2 separate regions of the Homo sapiens genome follow, and region 1 is linked to region 2. The links are chromatin loops, found by intact Hi-C in ENCODE. Cell type or tissue: heart left ventricle. All regions are shown on one strand. Each heading gives the region's core, and the rest is flanking DNA. Links, peaks and the distances in the headings are about the cores only. Region 1 overlaps ING1 (inhibitor of growth family member 1). Region 2 overlaps LOC107984613 (a long non-coding RNA gene).

Region 1 (11,660 bases), core at 1,292-9,291, 51 kb before region 2:
TCTTTCCATGATCTGTTTCACAGTCTCTGTGAAGCTACCTACCACAAAGAAGTAGTGAGTGATGACTTTCTAGAATCTAAGTATATGGCATGTATTTATTATAAGTAAAACATTAAGTTTGCTGATTGTTTACTTGTGATAAACAATTATTGTGAACTTTATTTGTGCTGGACATAAGTGTCTGTTTTACAGTGAAATTCCATTATAGAGGGTTACTTGGTAGAGAAATGCAAATTGTAGTTGGTCATATACTAAAATTTGAACTTTTTACATATCAATACTTACAAATAGGTGTTTATTTTCCCACAAAACTCCAGAACATTTAAGAGTCTCGGGTGTTTAAATTTGATGAGATTTACCCAAACAAATAGTGAACAAAAGGTTTATGAAAATAAGTTATGAAACTAAAATACTTAATAAACATCCAGTGACAATAAAAATAGCTTGAGTCTTTGCTTATATAAAATTTCATGCTAATTTTTCACTTCTATATTAATTGGAGGTAATAATGCAAATTAAGTTATAGAAATGAAGATTCAATGAAATGCAGTTGCTCATCCTGGATTTCTTCATATTCAGTTTTGGTGTAGACAACTGGTGAAGAGAGATGGCTCAGAGGCCAAGCCTTGCAATCTAGGAGCCCAGCCCTGTCCTTTAAGGGCTTGATCTTGAATAAATTGCTTAACAGTTGGTCTATAGTTCTACACTTTTAAAGTATGTTTCACAGAGGGTGGTTCCAATAAATAAATGCACTGGCATATTCAAATGTTGGATAATTTTTCTCTAGCTTTCTTCAAGTTTCTCATAAGGACAGGTGGGTAGCCACTTATTCTTTAAAAAAAAATAGATACAATACAGAGTCGTGTTGGACTGGCAGTCTTAAATCACTCTTGTTATTTCCAGTGGACATTAAAAAAAAATCACAGATAAGTACTTAAAACACTCAAGATTTGGGATTTAGATCATGATTAGATACAATAGAAAGATCCTGGAATCCCGACATGAGGACAAAAATGGTACTGAATTCTTTTTGAAAAATAGATTACTGAAAAGCGATCTAATATAGAACAGTTGCTTTTACTTAGATGTTCAATGCATATTTGTTGTATAATAACCAAGTTATTACAGTTCAGATAAAGGGTCCAAAGTGTTTTCGTTATGATATAATACTTTCTATTGTAAACTGGACTAAAGAAACGTTGTATGTTCAAGGAAGTGTTGAGCAGCCATGGTGTTCCTGGGACAGGCTCCCCAGGTGCTGAGAGAGGTGCTGCAGGAGTCACAGACCTGCAGGCACGCACTTGCCAGTGACTGGGACGTTGGCTGGTGGTTCTCTTTTGGTGTGATTAGAGCTATGTGAGTTGTCTCAATACTTGAGACTGTCGGTGGTTGCCAATGCTGAATAAAGCATTTATCAAAGTAAAAGCCATTTCCTCTTATTATATATTATTTTAGAAAGAGTACACATTTAGTTGTGATATCCTTTTGTAGTTCACATTTATGTAGTGTTCCAGGTAATAAGTTACCTGGAACTTACCTGAACACTTCAATATTTCATTAAAGTATTAAATCTTTTTCTTAGGCAAAATGATTAAGAGCTTCATCTGTGCACTTCTAAAGACATGATGTGCTCTCGAGGACATCTAGCTTTTTTCCTTCTATCTAATGTAATTTATGGCTCTAGAATCCTTGGCATATATGGAGAGAGGTTTTATTGATACTGTCTGCCTCCCTCTCCATTTTAGCGTGTAGAATGTGCCTCTTTCATCGCAGAGTCCAGGCAGTTCTCAGCACCTTGGGGGCTAGATTTCCGGGGTTTTTTTAATCTGGAAAAATTGCTAGTCCGTGACTGCATTTCTTGAGGCACTCGTGTTCTCTGCACAGGCTCTCATTGTGAACTCGTGGAGGGCTTAGGAAGACACCGCTAATGGGAAGGAGGTGGGAGAGCAAATGTGTGTTGTGTTACTAAGTCAAAATTGCCTCCTGAGGCTTTTTATGAGGGGCTTTGTTTCAGAGTATTTATTTTAACTATTCCGTCTTTGTTTTTTAAGCAGCTCATCAGTGAGAATCCAACTATTACATTTTTTTCTAACAAACCAAACATTAGTGAGCTGTGCCCCCTGTGCCACCAAAAGAATGAGAGGAATTCTATAACTGGAATGAAGAAAATCATTAGGCCAGTTCTCTTTCCTTACCTCAAATACTCTGTATTACTTGACTGTTCATAAAGATGGGGTTGGTATTTTTCCAATTAAAAACCCCAATCTGAAAAGAAGCTACTACAAACTGAGTAACAGGTTAAATCTTTTTTTTTTTTTTTTTTGTTTCCCCTGAGACGGTGTCTTGCTCTGTCACCCAGGCTGGGGTGTAGTGGCCTGATCTTAACTCACTGCAACCTCTGCCTCCTGGGTTCAGCGATTCTCCTGCCTCAGCCTCCCGAGTTGCTGGGATTAGAGGCATGCACCACTACGCCCAGCTAATTTTTTTGTATTTTTGGTAGAGATAGAGTCGCACCATGTTGGCCAGACGGTCACAAACTCCCGATCTCGTGATCCGCCCGCCTCAGCCTCCTAAAGTGCTGGGATTACAGGTGTGAGCCGCCACGCCCAGCCCAGGTTAAATCTTGACTGGAGCCAGTAAACTCCATTAAAGTAAAATTTTTCTTTTTCTTTTTTCTTTTCTTTTTTTTTTTTTTTTGAGACAGAGTCTTGCTCTTGTTGCCCAGGCTGGAGTGCAATGGCACGATCTCGGCTCACTGCAACCTTCGCCTCCTGGGTTCAAGCTATTCACCTGCTGCAGCCTCCCGAGTAGCTGGGATTACAGGCGTGTGCCACCAAACCCGGCTAATTTTTGTATTTTTAGTAGAGACAGGGTTTTACCATGTTGGCCAGGCTGGTCTTGAACTCCTGACCTCTGGTGATCCACCTGCCTCAGCTTCCCAAAGTGCTGGGACTACAGGTGTGAGCCACCGTGCCTGGCTAAAGTAGAAATTTTCTTTTTTTCTTTTTTTTTTTTTGAAGTGGTTAGAAAAATTTATTTTGTGCTTAGGATTTTTTTCTTTTTCTTTTTTCCTTTTTTTTTTTTGAGACGGATTTTTGCTCTTGTTGCCCAGGCTGGAGTGTAATGGCGCAATCTTGGCTCACTGCAGCCTCCGTCTCCTGGGTTCAAGAGATTTTCCTGCCTCAGCCTCCCAAGTAGCTGGGATTACAGGCAGGCGCCACCACGCCACACCCAGCTAATTTTGTATTTTTAGTAGAGACGGGGTTTCTCCATGTTGGTGAGGCTGGTCTCGAACTCCTGACCTCAGGTGATCCACCCGCCTCAGCCTCCCAAAGTGCTGGGATTACAGGCATGAGCTACAGCACCTAGCCCCTTAGGATATTTTTCTAAGGCATCACAAGTTACACATCCAAACTCTTCAATGGTATAATATTTTATATTAAAGTAGAATTTTCTACGAAACAAGAAAATGCTTGTTTCAGCAGGCAACTTTAAATAAAGGTACTCAGTGTCGTGGTGTATGTATATCAATATAGCCACCATTTATTGCCTCCTATATGCTAGACATTGCTAGCACTGCATACTTCATATTTTATGACAACCCTGCCAAAAAATGGCTGCTTTTCCTGATGAAGGTGCTGAGACTCCAGCCAGGGACCTGACTTGCACAAGGCCAACGCCCTGCATCTGGCTCCAAAACCAGCATCCTTGACCACCGCCTGGCACCCGGAGGCCTCCTCATGGTCAGGACCTGGCGTTGCTGCTGGTCTTCCCTGAACGCCTAACATGCCAGGAGTGTGCTGTCCTCCCAGCTCTGTGGGGGTCTTACAACTGAGAAAGCCATAGAAGGTGAAAGAAACGCTCATGGTCTCACGGGAGGAGAGAGCGAAAAAGTCTTAATTGCTGGGCTTCTTTGCCTGAATGAAGGGATCTGCAGGAGCCACGGGTATTTGCACTACCAAGTTCTCATGCTTCTGATTTTCCTCCAGGTAAACCAGGATGCTTACTTCAAGTTTCTTGTTTTGCCCTACAGTGAATTTTAGGATTGTAATTTACCTGCAAGGTTTTTGTTTGTTTGTTTTGTTTTGTTTTTTCGAGATGGAGTTTCGCCCAAGCTGGAGTGCAATGGCGCAATCTCTGCTCACTGCAACCTTCGCCTCCCGGGTTCAAGCAATTCTCCTGCGTTAGCCACCCGAGTAGCTGGGATTACAGGCACGCGCCACCACACCTGGCTAATTTTGTATTTTTAGTAGAGACGGGGTTTCTCCATGTTGGTGAGGCTGGTCTTGAACTCCTGACCTCAGGTGATCCGCCCGCCTCGGCCTCCCAAAGTACTGGGATTACAGGCATGAGCCACCGTGCCCAGCCTACCTGCAAGGTTTTAAGCAATTCACTAGGAGCCATGCACGGTGCTAGAATCAGCATGAGAGTCAAAGTCAGATTTGAATCAGGACTAGTTTATCACAGGTTAACCTCAAGGAAGTCACTCTTCTGTACCCAATGTTCTCAGAAGCAAAATAAGGACAGTGATAATGCCCATCCCAGGAGTGGAGGCCCAGACTTGTTAATGTCTGAAAATACTTCAGAAATGCTAGAGCACTGTACAGATAACAATTTGAGTAATATTTTTGGTCAAATTATTCTAGTTTAACACATGTATTCTTAAAAAATGGACTTGTGATTCCTTACAGCTAAAGAGAATCAAGTCCACCCTTAGCATGTTAGCGGTCACTGCCAGGTTCCTGCTGCACGAGGAGGAAGTCCTCCATGGCTGCTTTTCTATAAACAATTCCATTTCTCGTTGTAGAACACAGAAGTAAATACATCGAATTTTTATTTTTAGTAGCAATCAGAGCCTACTAAACTTCCTTTTGACTCACCTCTTGATTGAATTCAGAGTAGGCAGAAAATCTCATTCAATCTCTTCACTGTGTGGGTGAGGAAACCGAGGCCCAAGGGTGATGAAGCCACTTCCTCAAAGGCACTCCGTGAGTTGGTGGTGGGGCTGCCGGCAGGATGAAGTGCTGTTACTCCAGGCCAGAGCCACTCCCCCGCTTCATCAGCCATGCTGTTTCATGGGTGCACCTGTTCTCATTTATGTGGACGTTAGGAACCGTGGGTCTCTCGTGTTAAGCCATAGGCCTTTAATAAAGACGTGTAGAGTAAAGCCTGAATCCAAGAATTGACATTTAAACATGAAACATTTTCTTTTCTAACTTGGAAACCAGTTCTAAAAACACACCTAAAAGGGAATTTCAGTTTGATTTGTGTGAAGGGAATATTTTTGGATAAATCTGTATGCCATTGGAAATGCAATATTTCTAAATGATTAATATTTGAGACATTAATGTAATGAGACATGTAATGTCATGTAATGTAACGAGACATGTAATGACATGTAATGTCATTACATATTTGAGACATGTAATATTTGAGACATTAATGTAATATTTTTATTACATTTAATAAATTTTATTTTTATTATAAAATTTTTATTATAAAATTTTATAAAAACAAATGTAATGATCAATCACAGAGTTTAACAATGTATCCATTTACAAAGATGCCTGGAAACAGTTTGCTGTCTCCCAAAGTGTTTATTTAACATAAGAAATTGTTAGATAAATACTTATTTTCTCTATTATTTGAGCATCTTTTGGTTGCAAGTAACAATAATTGACTATGTCTCAAGCAAAGACAGGAAAGATAAGAGAAGTGTCAGAAAATTCAGGAATCGGAAGAGCAATGAGGACACCGCAGCAAGGATTTTTCTCTGCAGCACAGATGTGTTCAGACACAGTGCGGACCAGGTGGAGACCCATCCACGAGGCTCACCGTGGCCAAGGGGTAGATGGTGTGGTGGACACTGAGCTGCTGGAGTCTGTTGTGGACAGTCAGGTGCTATGTTAGAGCAAATCTTTCCATTTTAAAAACACTTCCCCGGCCAGGTGTGGTGGCTCAAGCCTGTAATCCCAGCATTTAGGGAGGCTGAGCCGGGTGGATCACAAGGTCAGAAGGTTGAGACCATCCTGGCCGACATGGTGAAACCCCGTTTCTACTAAAAATACAAAAAATTAGCCAGGCGTGGTGGCACTTGCCTGTAGTCCCAGCTACTCGGGAGGCTGAGGCAGGAGAATCACTTGAACCCGGGAGTCAGAGGTTGCAGTGAGTCGAGATCATGCCACTGCACTCCAACCTGGGCGACAGAGCGAGTCTCCGTCTCAAAAACAAAACCAAAACCAAAAACAAACACTTGCCCTGATAGGTGCTGTGTTTGAATAGACGCTTGTGCCACCCTGACAGCTACTGGCTCTGGCTTAATTCTTTTCCCTTTAATTGGGATGTGTTCAGGGAATGGAAATTAATTTTTGTATTTTAAAGTAAGTAAAAGTTAGATGGAAGAGGGGAAATTATAGTTTTCCATGGCCAATATACACAATTTTCAAAATATTTATGACTCTTTGCACCATCAATCTGTTCCATAAACATGAGAAATTAGAAGTCAACTAACAATGAAATACTTTTATGACACAAAGATCTTCAATAATATGAGGTAGTTGAAAGTCAAGATATACAAGGATGACCTTCCTTGGCATCTTGGAAGGCTGGTAAGAACCATTTCACTTTGCAAATTTTGAAAACTACACTCGACCAAGAAGTTTAATTCTTTTTTTTTTCTTTCTTTTTTTTTTTTTTTGAGATGGAGTCTTGCTCTGTCTCCCAGGCTGGAGTGCAATGGCACGATCTCAGCTCACTGCAACCTCCGCCTCCTGGGTTCAAACGATTCTCATGTCTTAGCCTCCTGAGTAGCTGGGTTACAGGCACCCGCCACGTGTAATTACAGCCACCCGCCTGGCTAATTTTTGTATTTTTAGTAGAGACGGCGTTTTGCCATGTTGGTCAAGTTGGCCTCGAACTCCTGACCTCAGGTGATCCACCCACCTCAGCCTCCCAAAGTGCTGGGATTACAGGTGTGAGCCACTGCGCCCAGTCAAGACGTTAATTCTTTAGAAAGTGCCAAGTCGGATGTGGAGAATAAAAAGATGAGCAGCTAAGAACCCAGTCTACAGAAGTAACAGCTAGATTGCACTGCAGGGGAGGAATGGGAATAGAATGTGTGAGGACAATTAGGAAACAGCTTGTGAGGCTTACTGCATGTGGCTCCATACTTCAGGAATGATCTAGAAAGGTCAAAGGAAAGCAGCACGGGAGGACTGTGATAAGCTCTCACAGGACACTGGTGTGAGGCAGATCTTACATGAGGTTACAACTCCTGCCACTGAGGATGCAGTGCAACCTAAATTTTGAAAAATATAAGACATAAATAGACCATAGAAGAACAAATTTAATAATACCAGGAATACTGTTTCTTGAGGAACCAAAATACATGGACAGATTTACTAATTTTATTTCCTCTTATATTTCTATAATGTTATTTTGTAGAATGACTCTTATGACAGTTTTATTTATATTCTTAATATCCAGCATAGGGGAGAAGCTAATGAATGACATTTCTGGCTTTACTGTGAAATTATGTCACTGCAGTGTGTTCATGGGATAAAATATTGTTCTATTACCAAAGGCGTTGTGTTCCTCTCTTCAATGATGGGGCGACTTGAAATCTTTTTATAGGGTGCCAGGCCAACATTCCTCTAGTGCAGGGAAAGCAGAGGGTCAAACCTAGAAACAAAGATCTGGAAACTAATGGCTATCAACCAGACAGCAGGAAGTCAGTTGGTACTATCAATCTTTTTTTTCTTTTTTGGAGACAGGGTCTCGCTCTGTCGCCCAAGCTATGGAACAGTGGCAAGATTTTGGCTCACTGCAGCTTCCACTTCCCAGGCTCAGATGATCCTCTCACCTCAGCTTCCCTGGTAGCTGGGACCACAGGCGTGCGCCACCCTGCCAAGCTAATTAGTTTTTTGTATTTTCTGGAGGGACAGTGTTTTACCATGTTGCCCAGGCTGGTCTGCTCAATCTTATAGAAGCCATGAAGAGCATCGTTTCAACATGGTGGACTAGGCTAGTCCCTAAACACATACAAATTTTGTATGAAATATGGGGGAAGGGAAAGGTTTTAAATACATACCCAAGAGGAAACACAAGAGAATTCTCCGTGTGTCAACACAAAAGAAATCAGAGCAAAAATGGCAAGCAGTTGCTGAAGAGGTAGGCATGTGACCAAGGTCTGTCCATTAAGGTGCCCCACCCTGCTGGCCACAGTGACCAGGGTATGAATGGGCAGGTACCCCACATCCATCACTACCTATCTTTCCTGGGACTTTTCTTCTGGAGCCACCAGCAAAAATACCTTTTGTCTTTTCATTGTTGCTGCTAAACCATGAGGATGTATGCCTGGACACCTGGTGGTATCTTACCCAGCACACAGAGAGTCAGCCTGGAAAATGGAGAGAAATACAGTGTCCTGATGGCATTGTTGAAACCCCTGAAGCCACATGAACCCTGGAACTGTCAGTTATGGAGGTCAATAAATCCTTTTGTTCTTAAGCTAGTTCAAGCTGGGTTTGCATACTAACCAATTCACCCACCACCTCTATTTCCCAATCCTCCCAACTTCCCCAAGTCAACAGTCATCAGCGGTTGGTGGGCATCTATCTCTCCAGCTCTTTTTCTTTTTTCTTTCTTTCTTTCTTTTTTTTTTTTTTTTTTTTTTTTTTTTTGAGGCAGAGTCTCACTCTGTTGCCCAGGCTGGATCTCGGCTCGCTGCAACCTCCACCTCCCAGGTTCAAGCACTTCTACTCCCTCAGCCTCCTTAGTAGCTGGGATTATGGGTGTGCACCACCACGCCTGTCTAATTTTTGTATTTTTAGTAGAAACGGGGTTTCACCATATTGGCCAGTCTGGTCTCGAACTCCTGACCTCAGGCGATCTGCCCGCCTTGGCCTCCCAAAATGCTGGGATTGCAGGCTTGAGCCACCATGACCAGCCCACAGCTCTTTTTCTATGAGATGATACACACACTTTTAGGGTGGTTTTGAAATGTGCACAAACCTCACACTCCTCCCATCCGAGTGGAGCCTGGTTTCCCTCCCTTAACTGCAGAGGAGCCTGTATGCCTGGGTTAACGTGGAGAATGCATGGGACGTGACACCATGAGACTTCCAAGGCAGCGCAACAATCACAGTTTCTGACTGATCCCTTCCTGTCTGTGGATGCTCACACTTGGGAGTCTGCCTCCTGGAAGGGCTGCACACAGGTGTTCCAGCCATTTCTTCAGCTGAGGTCCCAACTGGTAGCTAGTGCCAACCATCAGATACATGGGCAAGATCGCTTGAAGGCGCTACCAGCCCCAGCTTCCAGCTGACACCCAGTGGAGCAGAAACAAACTGTCCCTTCCCAGCCCTGCCCAAATGGCAGATTCATGAGCAAATTAAATGTCACTGTGTTAAGCCATTACACTGTGGGGTGAATTGTTATATTGCAGTAGATAACCAGAACAATACCTATGTAAAGATACAGTTTTGCTTTACTTTTTCTTTTACAGAAATGCGATCATACCCTATGTATTGATTTGCAATAAGCAATTTTTTTCCCCTGTGTAATACTTTGCCCTGTTGGTCATTCCATATCAATACATAAAAATTAATTGACATGTTATTAACTATCACAAACAATTATGTCCTATGGATATGCTATAATTGAAACATTCCTTTAATGATCAATGATTAGAGTGTTTCAAATTTTTCTTTATGGCAAACCATTCCGAGATAAATATCTGTGTATTGTTTTCATCCTGCATATGAATATTTCTCTATGATTGATACACAGAAATAAAATTTTAGCAAAAAAGGTTTTCACACCATCTGTAGAGGCTAAGGCAACTCCATTCTTACATGCTAATCCACCATGCTGACATCTGATTAAGCCCAGTTCCAGGAAGGCCTCTAAGATTTCTATGTTATCTACTTTAAGATATATCCCACCAGCATCTGTGAGTACTTACTTCTCCTTACCTTTGCTGTCATTGGATATTAACCAAATAGAATTTTTCCTGTCTTGAGAAAAAACATTTATACATAGTTATGTAATACATTATATTTATAATTAAAATATTACATATATAGTACATACATATATAATATATCCATATTGTATATTTTATTATTATTATTATTTGAGACAGAGTCTCGCTCTGTCACCCAGGCTGGAGTGCAGTGGCACAACCTTGGCTCACTGCAACCTCCACCTCCCAGGTTCAAGCAATTCCCTTGCCTCAGCCTCCCAAGTAGCTGGGACTATGGTTGCCTGCCACCATGCCCTGCTAAATTTAGTATTTTTTTTTTTTAGTAGAAACAGGGTTTCGCCATGTTGGCCAGGCTGGTCTCAAACTCCTGACCTCAGGTGATCCACCCGCCTCAGCCTCCCAAAGTGCTGGATTGCAGGCGTGAGCCACCACACCTGGCTCATATTGTATATTTTAGGTATATAAACATATGTATTAAGAATATATAATTTGCGCTTCCCTTGTTTCTGTTGCCTTTGTACAACTTTTCAGATGGTATTGGCCATTTGTATTTATTCTAAAATGATTAATTTTTCTATTTATTACAGACAAAAATTTTCTCCAAGTCTGTTATCTTATATTTGTTTATGGCATCTTTGTCATAACAAAGCTTTAAATTTTTGAGATCATCATGTCTGAGCTCTCTTCTTTACAGAATTTATATTATATTTTGCTTAAGAAAGTTGTTCCCACCCCCAAAATTATAAAATATTCTCTTACAGTCTTTACATGTTTTTCAAATATCTCTTTTATCCATCTGGAATTTATTTTGGTTTTTAGGGTGGGGAGTCACTGAAATTCTTTGACAAAATGGAAGAATGTGAGGGATGCCATGTGGTATAGGGAAAGAGTGCTGGCCCTGAAGCCAGAGGACCTGGTTTCAGTCTCTGGCACGTACCAGCTGTGTGATCTGGGTGGAATTTCTTCATTTCCTTGACCCTTCGTTCCTCATTTATAAAATGAGTAATGATGCCTACCCCTCAGAGTGTTAATTCATACGACGTTCAAATGAGATAATGTATTAGTCCATTTTCACACTGCTATAAAGAACTGCCTGAGACTGGGTAATTCATGAAGAAAAGACATTTAGTTGACTCACAGTTCGGCATGGCCGGGGAGGCCTCAGGAAACTTACAATCATGGCGGAAGGTGAAGGGGAAGCAAGGCACGTCTTAATGGTGGAAGAAGAGAGAGAGAGCAAAGGGTAAGTGCCGCACTTTTAAACCATCAGAGCTTGTCAGAACGAACTCACTGTAACAAGAACAGCATGGGGAAAATCCACCCCCATGACTCACCCAGGTCCCTCCCTTGACATGTGGGGATTACAATTCGAGATGAGATTTGGGTGGGGACACAGAGCCAAACCATATCAGATAATATATGTAAAAGTGGCCATAACTTAATGATGTGTATTAACCCCTCTAAGTATTTCCTCAAATAGATGGTCATTGTCTCAAGCCAGTATTGAATACTCCATTACCTTCTCATTCATGAAATGTCAGCTCTATGATATATTAAATTTTCATAGACACGTGGGTGTCTCAGTTAGTTTCCACTGATTTATTCATTTATGTCAGTGAAAAATCTTCACTGTTTTCATTTCACTAGCTTTATAGTACTTTTTAATATTTAATAA
Region 2 (11,660 bases), core at 1,682-9,681:
TATGCTTTGCTCTGTCTGGCCCCGAACTGAAAATTGAGCTCAGTTTCCTCATTCTGAAGTGATCTGGGGATGGCGCCTTTGCCCAGCGTGCTCAGGTGTGGTATCTGTCAGATTTGATCATTAAACCCCCAACAGGGACTGCTGGACAAGACAGGAGGATTGGGACTCAAGGTCGGGGATTGAGCACACGGAGCCTTTCTTGTGCTGATGACCGGTCAGACTTCAGCATGGCCCAGTCAGCTGTGGCCATTTCTGAGCCTGATTGATCCCTTTGGGAAATGACCACACATTAAAGGAAATCGGATTCAGTATAAAGCCTGATTTGTTGTTTCCGTGACTGGAAGGGACTTCCCAAATGGGCCCCTGCAGGATTACAGTATTGGGAGCTGCAATTATTTGAGCTCTGTGGCTGAGTTTCCATACAGAAAAAACAGACCAGAAATCCTTCCCTGGGTTTTGTAAAAGTTGATTCAGACAGATGGGCCTGTCTATTACATTTTTGCTCTGGGAAATAATTATAATTATTTAGATGGCTTAAACCTTCAGGTTGCTATGTATTTCTTTAAAGTCCATGTCCTTAATTCTACTGTTTTTCTTACTGATCAGAATTCTTAGACCTTTTCCATTTGGAAAACTCTTTCTCTAATCCCCACACGCTCCACTAGTCTCACCATAAATGTTTCTGCCCCTTTCCTTCAAGCCATGAAGGTTCACCAGGGTGAGAGAAACAGAAATGGCATCTCAATGTAAGCCGGTAGGAAATCCCTTCTATAGATTCATCCTTTTAGGATGGATCTCAATGTGAGATGAGGAATACATTTCCATGAAATTTCGTTGAATAGATAATCCACAACATTGGTGGAGGTGGAGAGAGAAAAGAAAATGTCTCCTTAAGTTAGACCCAAAGAGAACAGCCAATTATACACAGGTGGATGCCCACTAACCTGTTATTAAAATAAATTTTTAAGTTTTGAATGAATTTAGATTTACAAAGAGGATGCAAAGATAGTACAGAGCGCTCTCGCATAGAGAGCCCACACCCCATTTCCCCTGTTGGCAACATCTTATGTTATCATCGTGCATCGAGAAACCAGTGATGCCACCTTGCTATGGACCATGCACTCTGCACGTCATGTGGGTTTTGTCAGCTTCTCACAAATGTCCTTTATCTGTGTCACAGTCCCATTCAGAAACCTCATGTATAGTCACCGTGTCTCCCTGGCCTCCTCTGGTCTGTGACGGTTTTCTAGATGTTCTTTGCTTTTTAGTGACCTTGACAGTTTTGAGGAGAACAGGTCAGTATTTTGTAGGATGTCCCTCAATCTGGGTTTGTCTGTTTTCTCACGATTGAAGTGGGGTTCTGGGCTCTTGGAAATAACACAATAGAGGTGAAGTGCCCTTCTCTGGTACACATGTTCATGAATCTTGGCTGTGCATTTACCTAGCAGGGAAATTGCTGTGAAAGTGGGTGTGTGTATCTTTAACCTCTGTAGGTAGAGTCAAACAGTTTCCAAGGTGGTAGTCCAATTTACAGGCCACCAGCAGTGTCTGAAAGCTTCTGTTTTCCTACAACCTCACCACAGGTGTGTCATAGTTCATTCAAGCTACTATCACAAAGGATCTTAGACTGGGTAATTTATAACCATGGAAACATTGCTCACAGTTCTGGAGGTTGGGAAGTCTAAAATCAGGGCACCAGCAGGCCATTTGGTGAGGGCTGCTCTCTGCTCCATAGATGGTGCCTCACTGCTGTGTCCTCACATGGCATGAGGGATAAAGGACCAAACAGGCTCCCTCAAGCCCCTCCACTTCTTTTTTTGTTTGAGATAGGGTCTCGCTCTGTTGCCCAAGCTGGAGTGCAGTGGCATGATCTTTGCTCACTGAAACCTCTGCCTCTTGGGTTCAAGTGATTCTCCCGCCTCAGCCTCCTGAGTAGCTGGGATTATAGGCATGTGGCACCATACCTGGATGATTTTTGTACTTTTAGCAGAGACAGGGTTTCACCATGTTGCCCAGGCTGGCCTCGAACTCCTGAGCTCAGGCAATCCATCCGCCTTGGCCTCCCAAAATGCTGGGATTGCAGGCGTGAGCCACTGTGCCTGGCCCTCAACCCTTATATAAGGACACTAATCTCACTTACGAGGATTCCACCCTCATGACCTAGCCACCTTCCAAAGGCCCTACCTCCAGATGCCGTCAAATTGGTGGTTAGGATTTCAACAAATGAACTTGGTGGGAAATACACATTTGGACCACAGCAATGTATTACCGTCATTCTTTTTAATGTTATCCATTCTCTGTGTGTTGTAGAATCTCAAAGTAATCATTTTCATCTTAATGAGGGTGAGAATTTTTTTATATGCGATTGGCAACTTTAATACTCTCTTTGGCAAAGCACCTGTGAAGGTCTTTCCTGGTTTTCTATGGGGTTGTCTGTTATTTTCATATCTGTGGGAGTTCTTCGTATCATTGAGATACAATCTCTTTGTCAGTTAAATATCTTCTCCCACTCTATGGCTTGGATTTTTTGCTCATTTAAGGCTTCTTATAAAGGACAGAGTTCTTCATTAAAATGTCATCCAAAATTGCACTTTTTCATTTATGGTAGAGTTTTTTGTGTCTGCTTAAAGTGTCCTTCCCTACTCTGAGGTCATGAAGGTATTTTGCTGTGTTTTCTTACCAAAACATTACTGTTTCACTTTTCACATTTTGGTAAGCTGGTATTGATTTTTATGTATGGAGGCAAGTGGAGGTTAAATCTTTCTTTCTCCCTCTTCTTTTCCTTCCTTCCTTCCTTCTCTTTCTTTCTCTCCTTTCTTCCCTCTTTCTCTTTTCTTTCACCTCATATAAATACTTAATTGTCCCATCACATGTATTAGAAGTCCTGCCTTTCCCTGCACTCTGCGGGGCCACCTCTGTCACAACCCTGGAGGCCATCCATGCAGTGTGTTTCTGGAGTCTGTTCTGTTTCAGTGTTTTATTTGTCTGCACTATGGTCTGAACGTTTGTGTCCTCCCACATTTCATATGCTGAAATCTAATTCCCAATGTGATAGAATGAGGAGCTGGGGCCTTTGGGAGGGAGGAGTTCATGGGGGCAGATCCTCAGGAATGAGATTAGTGCCCTTGTAAATGAGGCCCCAGAGAGCTCCCACATCCCTTTTGCCATGTGAGGTCACAGCAAAGAGATGGCTTCCCTGAACCAGGAACCAGGCTTCACCAACACCAAATCTGCTAGCACCTTGATCTTCCACTTCCCAGTCCCCAGAACTGCGATAAATACATTTCCGTGGTTAGAAGCCACCTGGTTTGTGGTGTTGTGTCATAACAGCTAGGACATGCTGAGACGGTCTTCCACCTCCACCACGGCATCTCTGACCTTCAGCTCTGGGCAGTGCGACTGCCCAGCAGAGCAAGCTCCTGCCTGGATCCTGCAAGGCTCTTCCAGGCCTTTGCATTTTTGTATAACTCACTTAAAAAAATTTGGTAAGTTTTTACGTTGAAATAATTTGAATCTTACAGAAAATTTGCAAGAATAGCACAAAGAATTTCTGTAGATACTTCACCTAGATTCGCCAATTGCTGATACTTGCTTTATGGTCTCTCTCCTTCCATATGTATGTAATATACACATTATTTTTCTGACAATTTCAGAGTAAGTCACAGTCATGATGTTCCTTTATCCCTAAAGATTCCAGTAAGTATGCACTAAGAGTAAAGACATCCTCTTAGTAACTACAGGCACAGTTATCAAAATCAGAAAAAGAATGTAAAAATAATACATGTACAATACTGTTTTCTATTCCTCAGACTTTATTTATTGTTTTACCAATCAATTGTTCCAATAACATGTTTTTATGCAAAAACATTCTGCTCCAGGATCCAGTCCAGGGTCACATGTTGTACTTATTTCCTAGGTCTCTTCAGTTTTCTTTAATCTGGGGGATTCTTTAGTCTGGCTTTCTCTTTTGAGACCTTGACATTTTGACCACGATTTTGTAGCATTTCCTCACCTAGGGGTTGTCTCATGTTTCTTCCTGATTAAACTGAGGTTGTGAATTTCTGGCAGGAGAACCACAGAAGTGAGATGATGCCCTTTTCAGAGCAACGTCAGGAACACATGCTTCCCAGCGCCACACAGTTAAGGAGATGTCTGACAGTCCTCTTTTCTGTACAGGTAATATTTTTTTTGCTTTTGTAATTAGTATTTATTCTGAGAGGGAGATACTTTGATACTATGTAAATATACTGTTACACATCATTCTTTAATCCATTAGTTTTAGCATTTGTTGATGATTCTAATCTGAGTTGATTGTTAACATGGTGGTTTTCAAATGATGATTTTTCTAACCCCATTGTTCCTACATTTATTCCTTGGTGTTATGGGTTAATTGTGTGTTCATAACCTCTAGCACCCAAATTCATAACTCTTAGCACCTCAACATGTGCCCTTATTTGGAGTTTGGTCTTTACAGAGGTGATCAAGATAAAATAAGGTTATTAGGGTGGGCCCCAATCCAACAAGACAGGGGTCCTTATAATAAGGGAAGATTTAGGTGGAAAGACACACACAAGGAGGATGATAGGAAGGCCCAGGAGAAGGCAGCCATCTACAAGCCAAGGAGAGAGGCTTGAACAGATAATCCCCCAGCCTCAGAAGGAGTCAACCCTACGGACACCTTGATCTGGGACTTCCAGCCTCCAGAGCTGTGAGACAATACGTTTTTGTTGTTGAAGCCACTGGGTTTGTGGTGTTTTTTACAGCAGCCCTAGGAAACAGTTCTCTATGATAAGGAAGAGTTCTTTGGCCCTCCCTTATTGGTTTAGTTACTTTGATCAGTGTGAACTTAGGGGACTTTGCTGCTTGCATTGTCCTAGATGAGGCAGGAGAGTCCCACACACTGGTGCCATGTCCTCTGGACCTGCCTCATCATTGTTTTTGTCCAGGGTGTGACAGGCCCACTTTGTTCTCTCTCCATGCCTGGCCTGAAGTCAGCCTCTTTCCCACAGAGTCCAGGTTCCTGAGAGTGAAGAATGATGTTCAAAAACCAAGATCTGTGAGTCACGTAAGCTTTCTGAAACAGCTTGTCATTTTTCACAAACAGATCTGTTTGAATTGTGGTGGGATTTCAGTGACCTGTAGAATACTTTAGGGAGTGTTGATAGTTTTACAAAAACGAGGCTTCCTCTTGTTAAACTCTCCATTTTATGAGGTTTTCTTCAATTTGTCACTCTTGTAGTTTATGGTTTTCCATCTAGAGATACTGTGTGTCAATCAGATTTATTCCTAACTTTTTGATGTTCTTTCAATACTATTTTAACTTGTTTTAGCTCTTCTAAAACTGATTTTCTTACTGTTTATTATTGATATATGGAAATATAGTTGATTTTTGCCTGTTGGTCTTATGTCTAATAAACCAATTTACTGGTTCTGATAATTTATTCGTAGATTATTTTGGATGGTCTACACACGCAATTATATTTCCTGAGAAAATGGCAGTTTTATTTCTTCCTTTTTGATACTTAAACATTTAGCATCTTTTTCACACCTTTCTGCACTGGCAGGACATTCAGAACAAGGCTGAAAAGAGAAAGAGAGAGAAGGCATTCTTATCTTCTCACAGTCTTCAAGGGAAAGCTCTCAGCATTTCATAATTGAGTACGTTTGTGGTAGACTTTTTTTCTGTAAATACTTATTGTCATATTATAAAAGTTTCTTTCCATTTTAAGTTTACTATGAGATTTTCTAGAAATCATTAATAAATGTTGACTTTTAATGAAGGCATCTATTTATATCTACATCTATTAAGCTAATCATATGATATTTCTCCTTTATTCTGTTAATGTATGCAATTATATTGATTGTCTTTTTACTTTTGGAGACAGAGTCTCACTCCGTCACCCAGGCTGTAGTGCAATGGTACAGTCATAGCTCCCTGGCTCACTGCAGCCTTGAACTCGTGGGCTCGAGCAATCCTCCCACCTCAGCCTCCTGAGTAGCTAGGACTACAGGTACATGCCATTGAACCTGGCTAATTTTATTTTATCACTATTATTATCAGTATTATTATTTTTTGAAATGAAGTTTTGCTTTTGTTGCCCAGGCTGAAGTGCAATGGCACGATCTCAGCTCACTGCAAACTCCGCCTCCCACACTCAAGCGATTCTCCTGCCTCAGGCTCCAGAGTAGCTGGGATTACAGGTGCCTGCCACTATGCCTGGCTAATTTTTATATTTTTAGTAGAGACGGGGTTTCACCATGTTGGTCAGGCTGGTCTTGAACTCCTGACCTCAGGTGATCTTTGCACCTCGACCTTTCAAAACACTGGGATTACAGGCCTGAGCCATTGCACCGGGTCTGAACCTGGCTAACTTTAAAAACATTTTGTAGAGATGAGATCTTGCTATGTTGCCCAGGCTGGTCTCGAACTCCTGACCTCAAGTGATGCTCCCACTTTGGCCTCCCAGGGTTTTGGGATTACAGGCATGAGCCACTATGCCCAGCCGGATTGCTGGATAGTAAAACAACCTTGCATTTCTGCTATAAGCAACGGTTGATCACAATGTGTTACGCTTTTTATTTACTGCTGAGTTAAATTGGTTAATACTGTGTATAGAACTGTCTAAATGTCTTCCAGATGCTATAACAAAATACCATGGACTGGGTGTCTTTTTACAACAGAAACTTATTTCTCACAGTTCTGGAGGCTGGGAAATCCCAGACTGAGGTTTAATTATTTTGGCAGAGTCTGTGTCTGGTGAGGGCTTCTTGGTTCATAGATGGAGCCTTCCTGCTGTGTGCTCACATGGTGGAAGGGGCAAGGGAGCTCTCTGGGGTCTCTTTTATAAGGACATTCATCCCATTCACAAGGAATCTGCCCCATGAGCTCAAGACCTCCCAAAGGCCCTACCTCTGAACATTATCTATCACATTGGTGATTAGGTTTAATGTATGAATTTTGGGTGGACACAAACATTTAGTTTACGGTAAGAACTAAGTATCAAAGCTCTTGCGGCTTCATAAGACGAGCGGAGATCAGGCCCCTCTTTTCCCAGCACTGGCTTTAGCTTCTTCCTTAAATGTTTGGTAGAAGTCATAAGTAAGTTAACCCCTTTTCCATTTAGAAAAATAAAGTCCAGCTCACTGCCAGCGCTCATTTGCTTTTACATAAACACGCTCTTTGAGGCTGGAGCAAATCTAAATGATTTTCAATGTGAAAATAAAATATAAAAACTGTTCTTGGAGTTATTTCGAAACAGAACTAACATCAGAATCATCTGCATCATCAGAATCATCTATTTTAGAAAAATCGGATTTATCAAATGAATCTTCAGCAACAACTGTGAGAACCACGTTAACATCACGTGTAGGAATTCTACATTTTCTAGGATTTGACATTTTCAGCAATTGAGGATTATTGTATTTTGTAAATGGAAAATACCACTACTAAAAGCAGAATGCTATAAATAGAATGATGTATTTTGTTTCCAAAGTTGATACATTCGAGCTATGCAAAGATAATAATAAAAGTGAGATATTTTGTGGAGAATTATCTCGGGGTAAATGCTGCAGCCACAAACATAGCCAGCGAGTATGCTCAGGCGAACAGTAAAGGGTTAAGTTCTACCAACAGTAGGTTGTAACTTTATGGGAACTTGTCTACTTCATTTAATTTTCAAATAATTATAAAATTACGCATGACATCCTCTTGTTGCCATGTTTAATTCTGCAGGCTTTGTAGATATGCTCCCTTTTCATTTTTGATGTTGAATATTATTTTGTGTCCCCCACCCCCACTTCCCTGCCACTTGTTTCTTGGTCACTTTTGCCAGAGGATTATTTATTTTGCTAGACTTCTGCAAGAACCAAGTTTTAGTTTTCTTGATTCTCTTTACTGAGTGTTAATATTTTTAAATTTCTATTATTGTCTTTATTATGTTCTTCCATCTAGCTTCTCTGTGTTTATTTTACGTTTTTTCAACTTCCTGAGCACCAGATTCCCCTCCCTAGGCCTACTCATTGGCCTGACCATTTTACACACCCGTACCACAGAGCAGATGTTTGCATGTTTTGCCAGCTTTTCTAGTAGTGCTCCACAGAGAGTCTGGTCCAAATTACCCATTCAGTCATTACTGGAAGCAGAAATTTCTCATTTACACATTTTTAATCCCCATTACTTAGGAGTCTACTGACCATATTCAATATAAAAAAAGGAACAAAGTGTCCATTTTTATACTGCTATAAAGAACTACCTAAGACCGGGTAATTTATGAAGAAAAAAAGGTTTAATTGATTCACAGTTCCACATGGCTGGGGAGGCCTCAGGAAATTTACAATCATAGTGGAAGGCAAAGGGGAAGTGAGGACCTTCTTCACATGGTGGCAGGAGAGAGAGAGGATGAAGGGGAAAGTGCCACACTTTTAAACCATCAGATCTCATGCGAATTCACTTACTATCATGAGAACGGCATGGGGGAAACTGCCCCCGTGATGCAATTGCCTCCGACCGGGTCCCTCCCTTGACATATGGGGATTACAATTCTATTTTTTTTTTGAGACAGAATCTCGCTCTTGTTGCCCAGGATGGAGTGCAGTGGCACAATCTCAGCTCACTGCAACCTCCACCTCCTGGATTCAAGTGATTCTCCTGTCTCAGCCTCCCGAGTAGCTGAGATTACAGGCACACACCACCACACCTAGCTAATTTTTTGTATTTTTAGTAGAGATGGGGTTTCACCATGTTCCCCAGGCTGGTCTCGAACTCCTCAGCTCAGGCAATCTACCTGCCTTGGCCTCCCAAAGTGCTAGGATTACAGGTGTGAGCCACTAAGCCTGGCTGGGGATTACAATTCAAGATGAAATTTGGGTGGGGACACAGAGCCAAACCATATCATTTCACCCCTGGCCCCTTCCAAATTTCATGTCTTTCTCACATTGCAAAACCAATCATGCTTTCCCAACAGTCCCCCAGAGCCTTAACTCACTCCAGCATTAACTCAAAACTTCAAGTCCAAAGTCTCATCTGAGACAAGGCAAGTCTCTTCTGCCTATGAGCCTGTAAAATCAAAAACAAGTTAGTTACTTCTAAGATACAATGAGGGTACAGGCATTGGATAAATGCTTCCATTCCAAAAGTGAGAAATTGACCAAAACAAAGGGGCTGCGGGCCCCATCCAAGTCCAAAACCCAGTGGGGCAGTCATTAAATCTTAAAGCTCTGAAATGATCTCCTTTGACTCCATGTCTCACATCCAAGGTATGCTGATGCAAGGGGTGGGCTCCCAAGACTTTGGGCAGCTCCACATCTGTGGCTCTGCAGGGTACAACCCCCACAGCTGCTTTCATGAGCTGGTGTTGAGCTTCTGTGGCTTTCTCAGGTGCACATTGCAAGCTGTTGGTTGATCTACCATTCTGGGGTCTGGAGGATGGTGACTGTCTTCTCACAGCTCCACTAGGCAGTGCCACAGTGGGGACTCTGTGTGGGGGCTCCAACCCCATGTTTCCCCTCTGCTCTAACCTAGTAGAGGTCCTCCATGAGGGCTCCACCCCCTACAGCAGAAGTCTCCCTGGAAATCCAGGTGTTTCCATACATCCTCTGAAATCTAGGCGGAGGCTCCCAAACCTCAACTCTTGCCTTCTGTGCACCTGCAGGCCCAACATCATGTGGAAGCTGCTAAGGCTTGGGACTTGCCCCCTCCAAAGCAATGGCCCAAGCTGTATCTTGGCCCCTTTTAGCCATGGCTGTAGCTGGAATAGCTGGGACACAGGGCACCAAATCCTGAGGCTGCACAGATCAGCAGTAGAGCCCTGGACCTGGCCCATGAAACCATTTTTACCTCCTAGGCCTCTGGGCCTGTGATAGGAGGGACTGCCTTGAAAATTTTTGAAATGCCCTAGACACATTTTTCCCATTGTCTTGGCTATTAACATTTGGCTTCCCTTTACTTATGCAAATTTCTGCAGCTGGTGACTTGACTTTTTCCTCAGAAAATGGGTTTTTCTTTTTTACCACAGGGTCAGGCTACAAATTTTTCAAACTTTTATCCTCTTCTTCCCTTTTAAACATAAGTTCCAATTTCAGATCATCTCTTTGTGAACCCATATGACTGTATGCCTTCAGAAAAAGCCAGGTCACATCTTGAGGGCTTTGCTGCTTAGAAGTTTCTTCTACCAGTGTATTAGTCCATTTTCATGCTGCTGATAAAGACAGACCTGAGACTGGGCAATTTACAAAAGAAACAGGTTTAATAGACTTACAGTTCTACATGGCTGGGAGGCTTCACAGTCATGGCAGAAGGCAAGGAGGAGCAAGTTACATCTTACATGGATGGCAGCAGGCAAAGAGAGAGAGCTTATGCAGGGGAACTCCTCTTTAAAAACCATCAGATCTCATGAGGCTTATTCACTATCATGAGAACAGCATGGGAAAGACTTGCCCCCATGATTCAATTACCCCCCACTGGGTCCCTCCCACAACACATGGGAATTCAAGATAAGATTTGGGTGGAGACACAGTCAAACCATATCAGCCAGATACCCTAAATAATCTCTCTCAAGTTCAAAGTTCCACAGATCTCTAGGGCAGGGGCAAAATGCTGCCAGTCTCTTTACTGAAGCATGGCAAGAGTAACGTATGCTCCAGTTCCCAAGAAGGTCCTCATCTCCATCTGAGACCACTTCCCTGGACTTCATTGTTCATATCACTATGGTCAGTTTGGTCAAAACCAATCAACAAGTCTCTAGGAAATTCCAAACTTCCCCACATCTTCCTGTCTTCTTCTGAGCCCTCCAAACTGTTCCAACCTCTGTTACCCAATTCCAGAGTGACTTCCACATTTTCAAATATCTTTGTAGCAGCTCCCCAAGCTCCCAGTATCAATTTCCTGTATTAGTCTGTTTTCACACTGCTGTGAAGAACTACAAGAGAATGGGTAATTTAAGAAAAGAGGTTTAATTGACTCACAGTTCCACATGGTTGGGGAGGCCTTGGGAAACTTACAATCATGGCGGAAGGCAAAGGAGAAGCAAGGACCTTCTTCACATGGTTGCAGGAGAGAAAGAGGGAGAGAGAGAATAGGGGAAAATACCACACTTTAATCAGATTTCATGAGAACTCACTCACTATGATAAGGAAACCACCCCCATGATTCAATTGCCTCCCACCAGGTCCCTCCCTTGACACATGGGGATTACAATTCAAGATGAGATTTGGATGGGGACAGAGAGTCAAACCGTATCAAAAAGTAAAGGTGGTTTTGAACAAATGTGCTGGTACAGACCCATCCAAGTCACCGTGTTCTTGTCCAGATGGTTGGCTTGCAAGGTGCATATTTACCTCATGGTGCTGCCAGGATCAATGCTTTTGGAGTTCTTTCTCGGAAAATTTCTTCAGGCCAGCGTTCAAAACACCATTCTTCTAAAAAATGTTTAGTTTCTTAGAGCACTTTAGGTTTACAGCAAAATTGAGGTGTATTTAGGGGTATATGAGAGTTCCCATATTTGCTCCCCACACATGTGCACAGCCTCCCCTATTATCAAAGTCCCTCTCCTGTCCCAAAGAAAGTGCCTCATTCTGTATAATAAATCACTTTATTTATTAGTCTTTGTTTTTAGTTATTTTGAGTCACTGAAAAATTAAAACTTAATTTCAAAGAAAGAAGC

What was found. A loop is a pair of places that touch in the nucleus more often than their neighbours do. Peaks named below come from ENCODE experiments on the same cell type or tissue, not always from the same donor. Only the 100,000 strongest peaks of a DNase experiment are listed, where the experiment ranks them.
Region 1: it touches region 2 in a loop (6-fold over the local background); 3 of 110 quality-filtered maps call a loop at or near these places.

Annotation. Positions count from the first base shown.
Region 1 is chr13:110,721,915-110,733,574 of GRCh38, forward strand. It overlaps ING1 (inhibitor of growth family member 1), which reads left to right. Exons shown (of 2, transcript NM_198219.3): 2 at 1-1,425. Among named protein-coding and RNA genes, the nearest start is that of ING1, 14 kb to the left of the region's middle. RefSeq lists an enhancer at 4,714-4,853. In heart left ventricle, for the core only: no CTCF peak of the experiment used is centred there; a DNase peak (open chromatin) is centred at 5,017.
Region 2 is chr13:110,772,562-110,784,221 of GRCh38, forward strand. It overlaps LOC107984613 (a long non-coding RNA gene), which reads left to right. Exons shown (of 2, transcript XR_007063873.1): 1 at 1-3,485; 2 at 4,069-5,784. Among named protein-coding and RNA genes, the nearest start is that of LINC00567, 35 kb to the right of the region's middle. In heart left ventricle, for the core only: no CTCF peak of the experiment used is centred there; no DNase peak of the experiment used is centred there; H3K27ac peaks cover 316 bases.